Linked DNA regions of Homo sapiens: region 1 is linked to region 2. A link is an interaction called in ENCODE POLR2A ChIA-PET data of the cell type or tissue named here. Cell type or tissue: A673. All regions are shown on one strand.

Region 1 (4,000 bases), 380 kb after region 2:
ATCCCAGCACTTTGGGAGGCCAAGGTGGGTGGATCACCTGAGATCAGGAGTTCAAGAACAGCTTGGCCAACATGGCAAAACCCCGTCTCTACTAAAAATACAAAAATTAGCTGGGTGTGGTGGCACTTGCCTATAATCCCAGCTACTCTGGAGGCTGAAGCATGAGAATCGCTTGAACCCGGGAGGCAGAGGTTGCGGTGAGCCGAGATTGTGACACTGCACTCCAGCCTGGGGGATACAGCGAGACTCTGTCTCAAGAAAAAAAAAAAAAAATAGAACTACCATGTGATCCAGCAATCCCACTTCTGGGCATATATCCAAAGGAAATGAGTTGAAGAGATGTCTGCACTCTCATGTTCATTGCAGCGTTATTCACAATAGCCAAGAAATGGAAACAATCTTTTAAGTGTTCATTCACAAAAGAATGGACAAAGAAATTGTGGTAGGGTGAGGTGCAGTGGCTCACACCTGTAATCTCAGCATTTTGGGAGACTGAGCAGGAGGATCACTTGAGCTCAGGAATTCAAGACCACCCTGGGCAATATAGTAAGACCCTGTCTCTACAAAAAAATAAAAAATAGCTGGGCATGGTGCATGCCTATAGTCCTAGCTACTAGGGAAGCTGAGGCAGAAGCATGGCTTGAGCCCAAGGAGTTTGGGGCTGCAATGAGCACTCCAGCCAGGGTGGCAGAGCAGAGTGAAATGCTGTCTCCAAAAAAACAAAAACAAAGAAATCATGGCACATATATATATATATATATATATATATATATATATATGCATGGCATATATATATATATATATATATACATACACACACACAAATATAAAATGGTATATCATGTATGTGTGTATCTGTATATCACACATATATCTGTGATATAGATATTCCATTGTATATGTGTGTGTGTATTCACATATATAGATACACACACATGTGTATACAATGAAATACTACCCAGCCTGTAAAAAGGAGGAAGTCTTGCCATTTGTGACAACATGAATGCAACTGGAGGGCATTATTCTGAGTGAAATAAGTCAGAGACAAATACTGCATGATCTCACATATGTGGAATCTAAGAAAGTCAAACGCATAAAAAGAGTAAAAAAGTAGTTACCAGGAGTCAGGTGTGGGGGTAGGGAAATGGGAAGATGTTGGTAAGAGGGAACAAACTTGCAGTCATAAGTAAATTGTGGAGACCGAATATACAGCATGGTGACTATAATAATAATGAATTGCATACTAGGAAAAAAGTTTTTAAATGGGTGTAGAGTTTTGATTTTGCTAGATGAAGAGTTCTGGAGATTGGTCGCACAACAGTGTGAATGTACTTGACACAACTGAACTGCACACTTATAATTAAAGGCTGAGTGCGGTGGCTCACACCTGTAATCCTAGCACTTTGGGAGGCCAAGGCAGGCAGATCACCTGAGGTCAGGAGTTCGAGACCAGCCTGGCCAATATGTCAAAGCCTTGTCTCTACTAAAATTATAAAAATTAGCCAGGCGTGGTGGCACACACCTGTAATCCCAGCTACTCAGGAAGCTGAGGCAGGAGAATCACTTGAACCTGGGAGGTGGAGGTTGCAGTGAGCCGAGATCACACCACCACACTCCAGCCTGGGCAATAGATGGAGACTCCGTCTGAAAAAAAAATAAAAATGAAAGCAACTTGTGAAGAGAGAAAAAACAGTGTTAACAGCTGAGGAATGAAATTATCGTCTGTTTGTTTCCTATCCCTAGCATTTGATGATTACAGCTTATTTTCTTTTTCCAGAAGTTTTGGTGCTTGCTTGCCAGCAGGTTGTTCCCAGAGATTGTCTGTGTTCTAGAAAGTGACGTCATTTTGCATGGTAGAGAGCAGCTGGATAGAAATAGGCCTGCCTATCTCACGGCAGGGCGGAGTCTTGGAATGCGGAGTCTTTCATTCAAATCATACTGAACTTCCTGATGTGAAATCAGCCATCATCTCACAAGCTTATCTCATCAATTTCCTGGTAGAAGCAGCTGTGCTGCCAGGGATAGAATCCTCTGGCCAGCCATTATTAGATCTGAAAAAGCACCCCTTGTTTTCCCTTTAGTGCTCAAGCCTTAGTGTCTGCCAGTTTGAATGGCAGTGGAGTTTAGGGATTTGTATGTACTTAAACTGAATAAGGTAGAGAGCCTAATGGTCATGACAGAATTGACAGACACCCTCTCTGTGGAGTGTTGGATCACATATGCATTGCCTCTGATCAGTCTGCTTGCTTGAAACTAATGTCAAAGACAATGTCTAGTGTTGCCTCTTACCTTTAATAGGAAACTAGAAATAGAACCCTTGGTCACCTGTGCAGAGATTTGCCATCAGAGAACTTCATCTGTCCTTTAATACTTTTGCTGTGTCCTGGAAATGATTTCTTTACTTGTCTTCCAGGATATGTCACTCATTCCTACCAACTAATAATAAGCATATCTAAATCTTGTAGACCACTTTGCAATTTACAAAGTTATGTATCTATTATCTCATTTAATCTTGATAGCAGAACTAAAAGGCGATAGTCTTATCCCCATTTTGTGGAGAAGGAATCATAGCTTCAGATCATATACCACCTGTAAGCAGCTATGATCGTTATATCCCTGATGACAATACCTTAGTTCCACATTGAACCAGTTGAAGATGTTAATTATATTATCTAACAAAGTCTCTTTAGTGTGATGTAGGAAATACCTCACACAAAGGACCATTTTACTATATATAATATAACATCATGTTGTATACCTTAAATATATATAATAACTTTTTTTAAGACAGGAAAAAGAGGCCTTTAAGAGGCCTACTGGAAGTAGACCGGAGATCTCAATGTCATGAACATTGAAGAACATATATTTTTGTTGTCATTATGGTTTTATTGTGGTTGTTTGGAAACAACACAAGTCATATGGACTGAAACTGTTAATTGTTTCTTGTGGCGTGCATGATCATTCTGATTTTTCTATAAAGAGTAGAGATAGATAGACGTGTTTCCTTTTCATCATTTGCAAGCATTGTCTAGATTATGGGGAGGCAACTGCCACTGTTAGATTTCAATAATATAAAAAGAATAGAAATCAGGCCCAGGGGAAAAATCCACTCACTTTGGTAGTAGAACTACATCAAGAAAGCTCAGGGGCAAGGAGACAACAGGCAAGGAGACAGTTTCTCCTATGGAGACAGACTAGGTTCTATCAGCAATTCTGGTATCCTGTGTCATTGCCAGCAGGCACCCTGAAGGGAATGAGATGAACCACAAGAGAATGTGTTGGTAAGAATATATCCTTTGCAACCTTACTGCAGAATGGGGAATTTCTTTTGAGCTTGATCCGTTTTTGTTCCCTAGAGTCAAAAATATGTTTTCTTGAGGAATCTCAAGAGTAGAATCTTTGGGTGTGGATTGGGGAGAGGAGTGCGCAGAGAACAGGACAACAATGAAGGCTGGTTTTAGAGAGGTAGAGCAAAGATGCCGTAAACAAGCATAGTAGTTAGAGTATTGTGAGATGAAATTTGGGAGTTACCCTTCAGGCCTTTATCATCATAAGAGTCATTTTCTTTCTGGTGCTAGCAGCATTCTTCTGTTAAGGTAGGTCCCCTGTGTCTGTCTTCTTGAAAGTGGGAGTTCAAACTTTCTCTCTTTTCTTTCTTCTCATCATGACTAGAGTATACCTGAGCAGATATTTGTGTTTGTACATTCTAGTTCAGTGATATTCATGTTTTAATCATTGGAAAGCTTTAAAGAAATATCAGTGCATGTATCATTTTTTTAAAAGCCCCCCACATGATTCTAATATATAGCCAAGGTTGACACTGTTCAAGAGCAGTGTTTATCAAACTTTAATGTGAAAATGAATCATCTGGGGATCTCGTTAAAAGATGGTTTCTGCTTTCAGTAGATCCAGGATAGAGCCTAAAATTCTGCATTTTCAACATGCAGAACACTTTGAGCAGCAAATTCCAGAACAATGGCTCTCAAACTGGTATACAAAA
Region 2 (4,000 bases):
AAACAGATGTTCAAAAAAACTTGTACATAAATGTTCATAGAAGCACTATTCGATAGCCAAAATATAGAAACAACCCATATATACATCAACAGATGAATAAACAAAATGTATCCATACAACTGAATATTATCCAGCCATAAAAAGAAATAAAATACTGATAGATGCTACATGCTACAGCATGGTCGAACTTCAGAAAAATTATGCTAAATAAAAGAAGCCAGACACAAAAGGTCACATACTGTATGATTTTTTTTTTTTTTTTTAAGATGCAGTCTCGCTCTGTTGCCAGGCTGGAGTGCAGTGGCGTGACCTCAGCTCACTGCAACCTCCAACTCCCTGGTTCAAGTGATTCTCCTGCCTCACCCTCCCAAGTAGCTTGGATTACAGGCATGCGCCACCACGCCCAGCTAATTTTTTTTTTTTTGAGATGGAGTCTCGCTCTGTCGCCCAGGCTGGAGTGCAGTGGCGCGATCTTGGCTCACTGCAAGCTCTGCCTCCTGGGTTCACACCATTCTCCTGCCTCAGCCTCCCAAGTAGCTGGGACTACAGGCGCCCGCCACCACGCCCGGCTAATTTTTTTGTATTTTTAGTAGAGACAGGGTTTCAGTATGTTAGCCAGGATGGTCTCAAACTCCTGACCTCGTGATCTGCCCGCCTCAGCCTCCCAAAGTGCTGGGATTACAGGCTTGAGTCACCGTGCCCGGCCTAATTTTTGTACTTTTAGTAGAGATGGGATTTCACCATGTTGGCCAGGATGGTCTCGATCTCCTGACCTTGTGATCCACCCACCTCAGCCTTCCAAAGTACTGAGATTACAGGCATGAGCCACCGCGCCTGGCCGTATGATTCCTTTTATATGAAATATCCAGAATTGGTGACTCCATAGACAGAGAGAAAAAAGCAAATTAGCGGTTGCCAGGTGCTGAGGGTAGGAGAGTACAGAGTTTTGTTTCAGGGTGATGAAAATATTCTGGAACTAGAGTGGTGATAGTTTGTACAACTTTGTGAATGCACTAAATGCCACTGAATTGTACATTTTGGTGAATTTTACGTGTAACTTACCAAAACAAAAAATTATTTTTAATTAAAAAAACTTTTGCATGATAAAGCATAAGAAAGTCTTATATCAGGAACGACAATATAAGAGGAAAACTGTGATAAATCTGAATTATCTATAAAGATTTGATACGGGGCTGGGCAATGGTGGCTCACGCTTGTAATCCCAGCATTTTGGGAGGCTGAGATGGGAGGATCACATGAGCACAGGAGTTCAATACCAGTCTGGACAACAGAACGAGACCTCATTTTTGTTTAAAAATTTTAAAAATTAGCCAGGTGTGATGGCACATGCCTGTGGTCTCAGCTACTGAGGAAGGTGAGAAGGGAGGATCATTTGAACCCAGGAAGTCAAGGCTGCAGTGAGCCACAACTGCACCACTGCACTCCAAGCCTGGGTGATAGAGTGAGACGTTGTCTCAAAAAAAAAAAAAAAAAAGAAAAAAAGAAAAAGAAAAGAGTTGATACAAATAAATAGAACAAATCTACAAAGTTTTCAGGCTAAGTGGTCAAAACTGATGCACAGATTATATACCAAGAAATAATTATAATAAAATTACTCACATAAATATAGGCCACCAGAATAAATGATTATTAAAACATTTTTAAGGAAACGTTATATTCTAAATACCTTATAAAAACGATAAAAATCAATGTGGCCAGGCCACAGAGAAACCCCTAAACTTAAATAACTCCAGTGACACTTTAAAACTGTTCTAGAGAACAATCTGACACTATTTAACAAGTGCTATAAAGCTAGTCAAGTGCTTTGACCCAGTAATTTCGTTCTGAGGACTATACTTTTAAAGGAACACGCAAAGTAGGAAGAACAGGAAATAACTGGAGAAAAAAAATGATAGTAACAATCATGACAGCTACAATGAGAAAATACGAAATGATCTAAACAATGAGAGGAGACCTAAGTAAACTGTTATTATTGCCTAAGCACAATAGAATATATGTATATGTATACATATATTCTGTATATGTATATAATATATACAGAATATATGTGTATATATTAATAAAAATTTAAATTAAGTAAAAAGGAATGTAAGAAATAATGTCAAAGTAAATCACAAAATTGTGCATGCATTGATTTCAACTCTCCATATACATTAATGATAAATGGAAAATAATATGGAGTGAGGGTTTAAAACTCAATAGGCTCTTTTCTTTTTTTTTTTTTTTTTTGACAGAGTCTCGCTCTGTTGCCCAGGCTGGAGTGCAGTGGCACAATCTTGGCTCACTGCAAACTTCGCCTCCCGGGTTCAAGTGATTCTCCTGCCTCAGCCTCTCAAGTAGCTGGGACTACAGTTGTGTACCACCATGCCTAGGCTCTTTTCAAAATTATTGTAGAGAGTAATAATTTCCGAGCAATTATTTCCAACCACCTTCTTTACCCAAATATCAGTTAAAAAAATATATACAGGTAAGGCAACAATTAAAAAAATGTATAGAATAAATATAAGTTTAGAAGAAAATCTTGGCCGGGAGCAGTAGTTCATGACTGTAATCCCAGCACTTTGGGAGGCCGAGGCGGGCGGATCACCTGAGGTCAGAAGATCGAGACTAGCCTGGCCAACACGGTGAAACCCTATCTCTACTAAAAATACAAAAATTAGCCAGGCATGGTGATGTGGACCTGTAATCCCAGCTGCTCAGGAAGATGAGGCAGAAGAATCGCTTGAACCTGGGAGGCGGAGGTTGCAGTGAGCTGAGATTGCACCACTGCACTCCTGCCTGCCACTGCACTCCTGGCCTGGGTGACAGAGTGAGACTCCATCTCAAAAAAAATTTAAAAAAAAAAGAAGAAAATCTTAAGTGATCAAATTAAGATATTTTATTTGTTATGCTCTTACTGTACACCTCTTCTTGTTGAGATGTAAGTTTTCAGGCCAATCCCCCAACCCAATTTTGAGGAAATATTTTTTCATTATATTTAAAATGTTAGCTAAATCTTTGTAATAAAAATGTTTTTCACACAATACTTTGGTCAAGATACACAGATATGCTTTAAAATATCAAGGAATTTCCTATTTGAAGAAAACAGAAAAAAAGAAAAAAGAAAGGAAAGCCAATTAAATTAATGCAAACTATACATTCACATATATGAATAAATTTGAATAACTGTTACAAGATCAACAAAAATACCTTGAATAGGCTGGGCACAGTGAATCACGCCTGTAATCCCAGCACTTTGTGAGGCTAAGGCGGGAGGATCACTTCAGCCCAGGAGTTCAAGACCAGCCTGGGCAACAAAGCGAGACCCCCGTCTCTAAAAATAAATAAATAAAAATAAAGAAATAAAATAAAATACCTTGAATAAATTCACAAATATAACATTGTTCAATTATTAGCTTACACGCAATCTTTGTACAAATAACTGCCTAACCAGTGCTCTGCACAGTTGCTGCCATAGACAGAAGCCATCATAAAAACCAAAGACTTGATCTTACTCCTGGTGACTGATAAAAATTAAAAATAAATAAATAAACCAAAGACAAACTGAAGCTTTTAGAGATTCTGTCTATTCAGAATTGAAGGTAAGAAGATGCCATGAAAAGCAGAACCAGTGAAAAGCACAGTTTAAGGAAGCTGATCTAAGGGACACTCTCCTGCCTCAAATTCTACTACTAGAATTTTTTCTTATACTTCTAACATCTAAATGAGGAAAATGCAATTGCAGGGAATGGAGGAGGAAGCAGTATTGAGCAATCTACTAAGGCAATCCCCCAGAGTGTATGTTTCTCCCAGAATGTTCCATTTTTCAAAACTATTTATTTTCTCTCCTCCCTAATCAAAGTTTTCATTTGTAAGCCTATCAAAATATATTTTTCTCATTTCTCCAAAAAAGTTTATATTCATAAGAACTAATTGTATTTTTAAAAAAAGTCAACTCACCTGAAATTTATTATTTAACAATGGAGAACATGAGAACCTT

Evidence for each region. ChIA-PET counts read pairs that join two places held together with the same protein. Peaks named below come from ENCODE experiments on the same cell type or tissue, not always from the same donor. Only the 100,000 strongest peaks of a DNase experiment are listed, where the experiment ranks them.
Region 1: POLR2A ChIA-PET joins it to region 2 with 6 read pairs; 1 of 35 experiments calls an interaction of 5 or more read pairs at or near these places.

What each region holds. Positions count from the first base shown.
Region 1 is chr15:43,996,733-44,000,732 of GRCh38, reverse strand. All of the region lies in intron 1 of FRMD5 (FERM domain containing 5), which reads left to right. Among named protein-coding and RNA genes, the nearest start is that of WDR76, 170 kb to the right of the region's middle. In A673, no CTCF peak of the experiment used is centred here; DNase peaks (open chromatin) are centred at 322 and 1,892.
Region 2 is chr15:44,381,171-44,385,170 of GRCh38, reverse strand. All of the region lies in intron 8 of GOLM2 (golgi membrane protein 2), which reads right to left. Among named protein-coding and RNA genes, the nearest start is that of CTDSPL2, 44 kb to the left of the region's middle. In A673, no CTCF peak of the experiment used is centred here; no DNase peak of the experiment used is centred here.